2 separate regions of the Homo sapiens genome follow, and region 1 is linked to region 2. Evidence: chromatin contacts called from ENCODE Hi-C or POLR2A ChIA-PET data. All regions are on one chromosome and are shown on one strand. Each heading gives the region's core, a stretch centred on a gene start or an enhancer-like site at or near the end of the contact. The rest is flanking DNA. Distances are from core to core; before and after follow the strand shown.

What was found. Hi-C counts contacts between places; a loop is a spot of excess contacts on that map. ChIA-PET counts read pairs that join two places held with the same protein, here RNA polymerase II (POLR2A). Pooled maps may share reads with other maps.
Region 1: a map of naive thymus-derived CD4-positive, alpha-beta T cell shows a loop between it and region 2 (17-fold over the local background). The contact joins two enhancer-like sites. A Hi-C loop is called at or near these places in 2 of 168 maps with a recorded cell type or tissue (CD4-positive, alpha-beta T cell and naive thymus-derived CD4-positive, alpha-beta T cell) and 8 of 50 pooled maps. POLR2A ChIA-PET finds 5 or more read pairs at or near these places in 1 of 52 experiments (PC-3).

What each region holds. Positions count from the first base shown.
Region 1 is chr1:94,037,637-94,041,206 of GRCh38, reverse strand. ABCA4 (ATP binding cassette subfamily A member 4) reads left to right here. Exons shown (of 50, transcript NM_000350.3): 24 at 1,080-1,164. Among named protein-coding and RNA genes, the nearest start is that of ABCA4, 82 kb to the left of the region's middle. RefSeq lists an enhancer at 3,376-3,570. Within about 2 kb of position 1,250, at least 12 of the 41 ENCODE cell types and tissues checked have a DNase peak (open chromatin) inside an H3K27ac peak, as active enhancers do.
Region 2 is chr1:93,627,803-93,631,013 of GRCh38, reverse strand. The region is part of intron 3 of BCAR3 (BCAR3 adaptor protein, NSP family member); the gene reads left to right. Among named protein-coding and RNA genes, the nearest start is that of BCAR3-AS1, 37 kb to the right of the region's middle. Within about 2 kb of position 1,356, at least 2 of the 41 ENCODE cell types and tissues checked have a DNase peak (open chromatin) inside an H3K27ac peak, as active enhancers do.

The sequences.
Region 1 (3,570 bases), core at 1-2,500, 410 kb before region 2:
AGGTGTCTGCCCAGGGAAGGACCCTGGCCTGGGTGAGAAGGAGCACACAGCACGGGGCTGCCACTCCAGACATGGCTACTCACACAGGCTCTCGCCACCAGAATCAGTGTCTTTGTTCTGGGACCATTTGCAGAAGATTTCGATGAACACATTCTGAAGCCTCCTCCTACAGAGATGCTTTAGCCAAAATGAAACAACTAGCTTTAAATGGTCTGCAAGTATTACATGCCAGATTACACACCAGTTTGGTGCGGTTTGGTGCAACATAGAAGTGAGTGTCTTATTCTGTAAGGTTAGGCTGTTTTAAGAGCAATTGGTTGAGCTTCATTTCAACATTAATATTCCCTAATTAAACCTGAATTTCAGTGGTAAGTGAAAACTAAGAAGAGGCCTCCTTGGGTGCTATAACATAAAAATGATGAAGGCAAAAAGTACCAACCAGCAGAGACCACTTCAGCACATCAGGAGACCCAGTTTTATGTCTGTGCTGCGAAGTGAACAAACTGTGTCATCCTAGGCAAATTATTTAATTCCTCCTTTTTTTTAGTATTTTTTTCTTCTTCACATGGAACATGAAGCTAATGACCTCTGCTTCTATTTCTTAGGGATGTGAAGATAAGTGAGATAAAGTATTATAAATGTGCTCTGGGCTTCTTAAGAACAGGCATTGCTCACATTCAAATGGTCATGATTATGATATGGCAGCATTATTTATGCCTCTGGTTTAAGTGTCTGGCTGCCGCTGGGGTTTCCTATGTCCATCCACGGGGAGGGAGGCACAGAATGTCTCCCACAGGCAGAACCTACAGCTGCCACATAATTGATGACAAGCCAAAGGGACCCTTGGAGGTTCTGCTCCTCTCTGTGTGTGACTCACACACTCTCTAGGATAAAATCAAGCGACTACACCCTCAAAATGCTCAGATGAATTAACAGATTAAACAGTGAAGAAAAAAATGTGTTGACTACACTTGGCAGTGAGAAATAAATAAAGCGGGCGGTGACAGCAGCTGGCATCAGGGAGAGGCTGTCATGGAAGGGATGTGCATCTTGTCAGTCATCCCATCCATCTGTTGCAGGGGACCTGCAGCTGCTCGTCTAAGGGTTTCTCCACCACGTGTCCAGCCCACGTCGATGACCTAACTCCAGAACAAGTCCTGGATGGTAAGGACTGGACGGGCCATACTTGGGTTCCGTCTGGCAGCCATCTCCCAGTATTGCTGGGTGTGTCCTGTTGTGATGCATTTTAATGGGAGCAAAGAGAACACTGGGTACTTCTGCAGGTCACACAGTTGTTCTTTTGCTTTGAGCTTCTTTCTCCTCTTCCTTCTTCCTTCATTCCCAAAGGGATTTTAAAAGTCATGCACCTAAAGGCCCTCTCCCTTTAATGAGGAATACACTCTGTGCTCTTACCCTTAGTAAGCCATCATTCCTGGGGTCCCCCTGCCCTGGCTCCAGGCCACATTCCTTAGTGTCTGGGGAGAGCTTCTTCTACATGTGTGCCGTGGCGCCCTCTAGTGGAAGCATGGTGATGCACGGCTCTTCCAGTGAATTCGTGGAGTCAGAGATTGCACATGTGGATGGCAAGTCTGGAAATAGCATACACCCCTGTTATACTCCTGATTCTCCCCTCAGCTTCCCAATTTCCCAGTGATTCTCCCTTTAATTAGGATGCACTGAAGCTCTCAGGGGTGCCCCCATCTCCAAGGAGCTGCAGTGGAGAGGCTATCCCCTCTCTATGTGAGAGAATGTGTGAGAAGCGTATTCCCACACAGGAGCAAAACTAAACTTACGTACTGATGCAGGTTAATGAATGGGGAAAGTATCTGCTTATCAAAGAAAAGGCATATTTTTCTATTTAGCACAAACTTTTTCAAATGTTAAGAATTTACTAACTGAAATCTGGTGAAGCAAGAGAACCGGGCAATATTTGCGTTGTCTGATCATTACAACTGGAGGGAACATGCTCAGAGAGGCATCATCACTGTTCATGCACCTGCCCTCTCTTTACACTGAGAGACCCTGTGATGAACAGAAAACATCTTTTTAGGATGACATCTCTGGGTCTTTCTCCTAGCCTGCCTTGCTGTGGGTACCTATCTCCCTGCTCTCTGAACCTTGGTCAAGAAGTTTATATTTGTTTTAAATTGATACTAATATGTTAAGTTACTGTGATTTGCCAAAATCAGATTGGAAACAGGGCCTGCATGGCTGAATGATTCTTTTTTTTAAATTACTTTATTTCTAAATAAAGGTTTTCTTTGTATAGAATCGGGATGCTGTGAATGGTGGGAAATGCACTAAATAGTTATGCCCCAAATAAGAAAGGGAAAATCATTTGAATCCCCAGTTAGCTCCTTGAAAGTCTTTTCACTTAAACACACCCACATACCACACACACACTCACAGACCTCCCTCCCAGATGCCCAAAGCCCTGCTGACCTACAGAGCTACTTCTGGAAAGGCTGACACATGCCTAAGACACAATTCCTGGGAATCCAGCAGCTTTGGGTTCAATTTCCTTCCTAAAAGAACAATGAATATGACCCCTGGAGAGCTATTAGGGCAGAGCTGCTTCCTTAACGTAAAGGACTCTCCAGCCTCCGTATGAAGTCATCTCAGAGCTAAAGACAATCAAGTCCAACTTGCAGATTTGACATAAAGCAAGACTTCCAATCCGGCTAGGCAGAAGGATTTTGGTTGAAAACCATGAAATCCCTTCATATGGATCATTTTTTAAACAACAAAAAAAGAAAAGAACCTACTGGGTGTCCACAACTCTGAGAGCTGCTTTCTGAAGAGTCATGTTTTGAGTCCTGGAATCCCTCTCCCTTTGACCTGCCTCTCAAGACAATGTGCGAGAGAACTCTCTCTTCAAGTGCATGCAAGTGAGGTTTTCACAGTTAGATTTTTAATTTTAAAGTAATACACATTTGTACATAAAATTCAATTCTGACTGTATACATGTGTCAGATAAACAGTTGATACCTGACACTTGTTCACAGTCTATGATACGCACCGCATATCCTACCCTCTCCCCCAGCCTCTCTCCATGGCTTCTCAACCCCCCCTCTGCATTTCCTGTGACCTGAGGATTCAGTTTTGTTTGTGGAGGCAGGTGCAATCCCAAGAGAAACTGTGCAATCTTCTGAGAAGTTAGAGTAGGCATGTGTGTGTGATTTAGGGAAGGTACTTCTCACTCAGCTTGGTCACCGGTTCCAGGTTTGTGTCTTGGGCAAGTCCCCCATAGCTGGTGACAGACCAGAAAAATGAAAACAACTTTGACTTAGCCCTCAAGTTTTCAGTGAATGAGAATGAAAAACAACCATGAGTAAGAGATTTCTTACCGAGATGATGTAAAGGATAATAATAGCAGCCAGCACTCACCTATGTGCCAGGTATTTCTCTAACTGCTTTGTGTAGTTTGACTCATCCAGTCCTCAAAAACAACAATGAAGTGGATACCAGTATTTTCCCCTTTTCACAGATGAGGAAAGTCTAATGTGACCCACCCAACATAACATAGTTTGAGGGGACAGAGCATTTCGTTGAACAGAGGAGGAACTGGCA
Region 2 (3,211 bases), core at 107-2,606:
TAAAGTAGCCAAGTTTGTGGTAATTGGTCTTGGCAGTCCTGGAAACTAATACAAATCCAGAGCCCGGTTTTAGCCGTTTCTTGGTTGTATGACCTTGGGCAAGTTACTGAAGTTCTCTGGAGCTCAATTTCCTTAACAGTAAATGGGAAGATCGGGGATTAAACAGTGAATACATGTGAAGTTCTTAGTTCTTAGCACAGTGCCCCACATGTACTTAGCACTCAGTAAATACCAGCTATATGGCTGGTTCATTTGACACATTTCACTGCCTCAGAACAGCCTTCCCTGACATCCGTACTAAAAGCAGTCCCCAAGTCACTATCTCATTACTCTGTATATTATCCTCATTTGTCCCAAATTTTATTTATTTTATTTTTTTTGAAACAAGGTCTGGCTTTGTCACCCAGGCTGGAGTGCAGTGGCGCAATCTCAGCTCACTGTAATTTCTGCCTCCCAGGCTCAAGCCATCCTCCCACTTCAGCCTCATGAGTAGCTGGGTCTACAGGCATGCACCATCACACCTGGCTGATTTTTGTATTTTTTTTTTTTTTTAGAGACCTGGTTTCACCATCATGTTGGCCAGGCTGGTCTCAAACTTGTGAGCTCAAGTGATTCGCCTGCCTTGGCCTCCCAAAGTGCTGAGATTACAGGTTTGAGCCACCACACCCGGCCTTATTTGTTTACTTTTAAAAATAAGACTTCTCACTAGCATGTGAGTCCTGAGGACAAAGACCCTTCTTTTGTTTAGTGAGTGAGCACCCACACCAGATGCACAAGGGCGTTTATTTTAATTTTTAATTTTTGTGAGTACAGAGTAGGTGTATATGAGATATTTTGATACAGGCATACAATGTGTAATAATCACATCAGGGTAAATGGGGCATCCATCACCATTTATCCTTTGAGTTACAAACAATCCAATTGTACTCTTCAGTTATTTTAAAATGTACACACACTGGGCACTTAAATTTAGGGAAGGGGGAATGAGGTTGTTCTAAAAATTTTATATTTTGCAAAGCAGGTAATGCTGATGTCTCTAAAATTTTTCCAGAAATCCTTCGGTGTTTTTATTGCAAAACAGCAAAGAGGTTCCCGCACCTAACCTCAGTCTACCTTCTCTTGCCCACCTGGTACAGGATAAAAACTGTGGGGTTGCTGTTGTCACCTTAAATACTCACATATTTGGGCAGAGATATACACTGTTTTTAAAAGTGTAGTTCTGGCAACTTCTATGACTTAGACCTATCTACTCTTTGGGAGATCTTGTTAACTATAGGGAGTCAGTAACTTCAACACCAAAACGAGAGGCCTGGATTGCTAGCTTTAGAATCATTTGCTGTTAAGCTCTGCCCTCTAGTGCTCATCAGTGTCACAACAGTTCAGCATTTGGCTACAATTCGGTTTCTAAATATTCTAAGAGCTTTTAATATTAAATGTAATAGCATGTCAGGACTTGTATTCAACTTCAGAAAGAAGAGCTGTGTTTACAATACATGAAAATGCAGATTTAAATTGTCAAGGAATTTTATTATTAGAATTAATTGTCAATGTTCTTGAATGAAGAGCTCTAAAATGCTATGATACTGTATGTAGATTTTGAGATAGGAGGTTTGCATTTGGCCCAAAGTGTTACCTCCGGTAACCAAGAAGTTTCCTGGGAACAACTTGTATTTGAATTGTGATTTGGTATCTGAAAAAACATCTCGGCTTGGCAGGAAGGATGCTGGTATTGGGTAAGGCAGAAGACTCCATGCCTGGGAGACAGCGTGTGCCCAGGCTGACTGGAGCAGGAGAGAACAGTGGGAGGAGCCTTGGGAGAAGCAGTAGGTGCTCCATGTTGCTTGAATGGGAAAAGAGATTCCGAGAAGAAGATCACGTTAAGAAATGAGTTTGGGAGGAATTTTATTTATTGCCAAACTGTCTAACTACATATAACTTTGCAACTTGCTTTTTTCATTGGACATCATTCCATATTAAACGTATGGGCCTCCCTCCTTCTTTCGAATGGGTACCCAGTATTCCATTGTATGAAATACAGTTATAGTTAACTAGTTGCCTACTGACATTTGGGTTTTGCTAATGTTCTGTTAGAAACAATTTTGTGGTTAGTACATAGTCATTTAGTAAGTATTTGTTGAGTCTCTTCCCTGTGCTGGTCACTGTTCCAGGGGCTGAGGATACAGCAGTGAACAAAACAATATCCCTGCCCCTGTGGAGCTTTTACTCTGGGGGTGGAGGACTGGAAAGACAATAAGAAAGACAGTCAAGTCAATCCTGTTAGCTGACGATGAGTGCTTAGCAGAAAAGATGCATCAGGGAAAGCAGCTATGAAAGTTGGAGTAAGGGGACATTAAATTTTAGATAGGGTGACCAGGGAAGGGCCTCACCAAGAAGGTGACTTTTGAGTGGAAATACAAGTCAACTGTAATGTCTAAGGGGAAGAAGAAGGGCAAGGCTTTGAAGCCAGGGTCCGCCTCTTCCATGGAGGAACGAGGAGGCCAGAGGCTGGAGCTGGTGAAAGCAGCTGGTGTTAGAGTGGCAGAAGGTGATGTGCGAGGGATTGTGTGTCAGAGTAAAGACTTCAATTTTTTCTGGAATGAGATGGGAGGCATCTCAGGTTCACTTTGGCTTCTGTGTTGCTGCTAGACTGCAGGGGACAGGGGCAGAAGCAGGGAGACCAGTGAGGAGGCTACTGTGATTGTCCAGATGAGAGATGATGGTAGTTTGGACCTGTGAGAGCAGGGGAGGTGGTAAATAAGGGGGTTCTAGGAATGTAACGTGAAGGCAGAGCCATCAGCACTTCCTGATGGATTGGACATGAGGTGGGAGAAGAGAGGAGCCATGCTTGACACTGGTAGGATGGTGCTGTTGTCAGTGGAGGTGGCTTGGTGTGCGTTAGTGTAAGAATTTTCAGAAGATAAAAATCTAGGAGTAGAATGATTCAGTGTCACATAATGGGTCAAAATAAAACTTCTTGGCAACCGAAAGTTTTTTTTATTTGTCGTTTCTTACATTTTTCTCAGTTTCTAATTTTTTTCTAATAGTGTTTTTATGATAGTTACTTATAAAAATAAAAACACCCCTGTAATTATATCCCTTAGTCTACTCCATAGGTAAGATACTGAAAACTTATGGCTCAATCAAAATTATGTAAAGCAAGTAACTTAAATATTAGAGCAGAAGTTCTTAAATTCATTTGTCTCAAGACTTT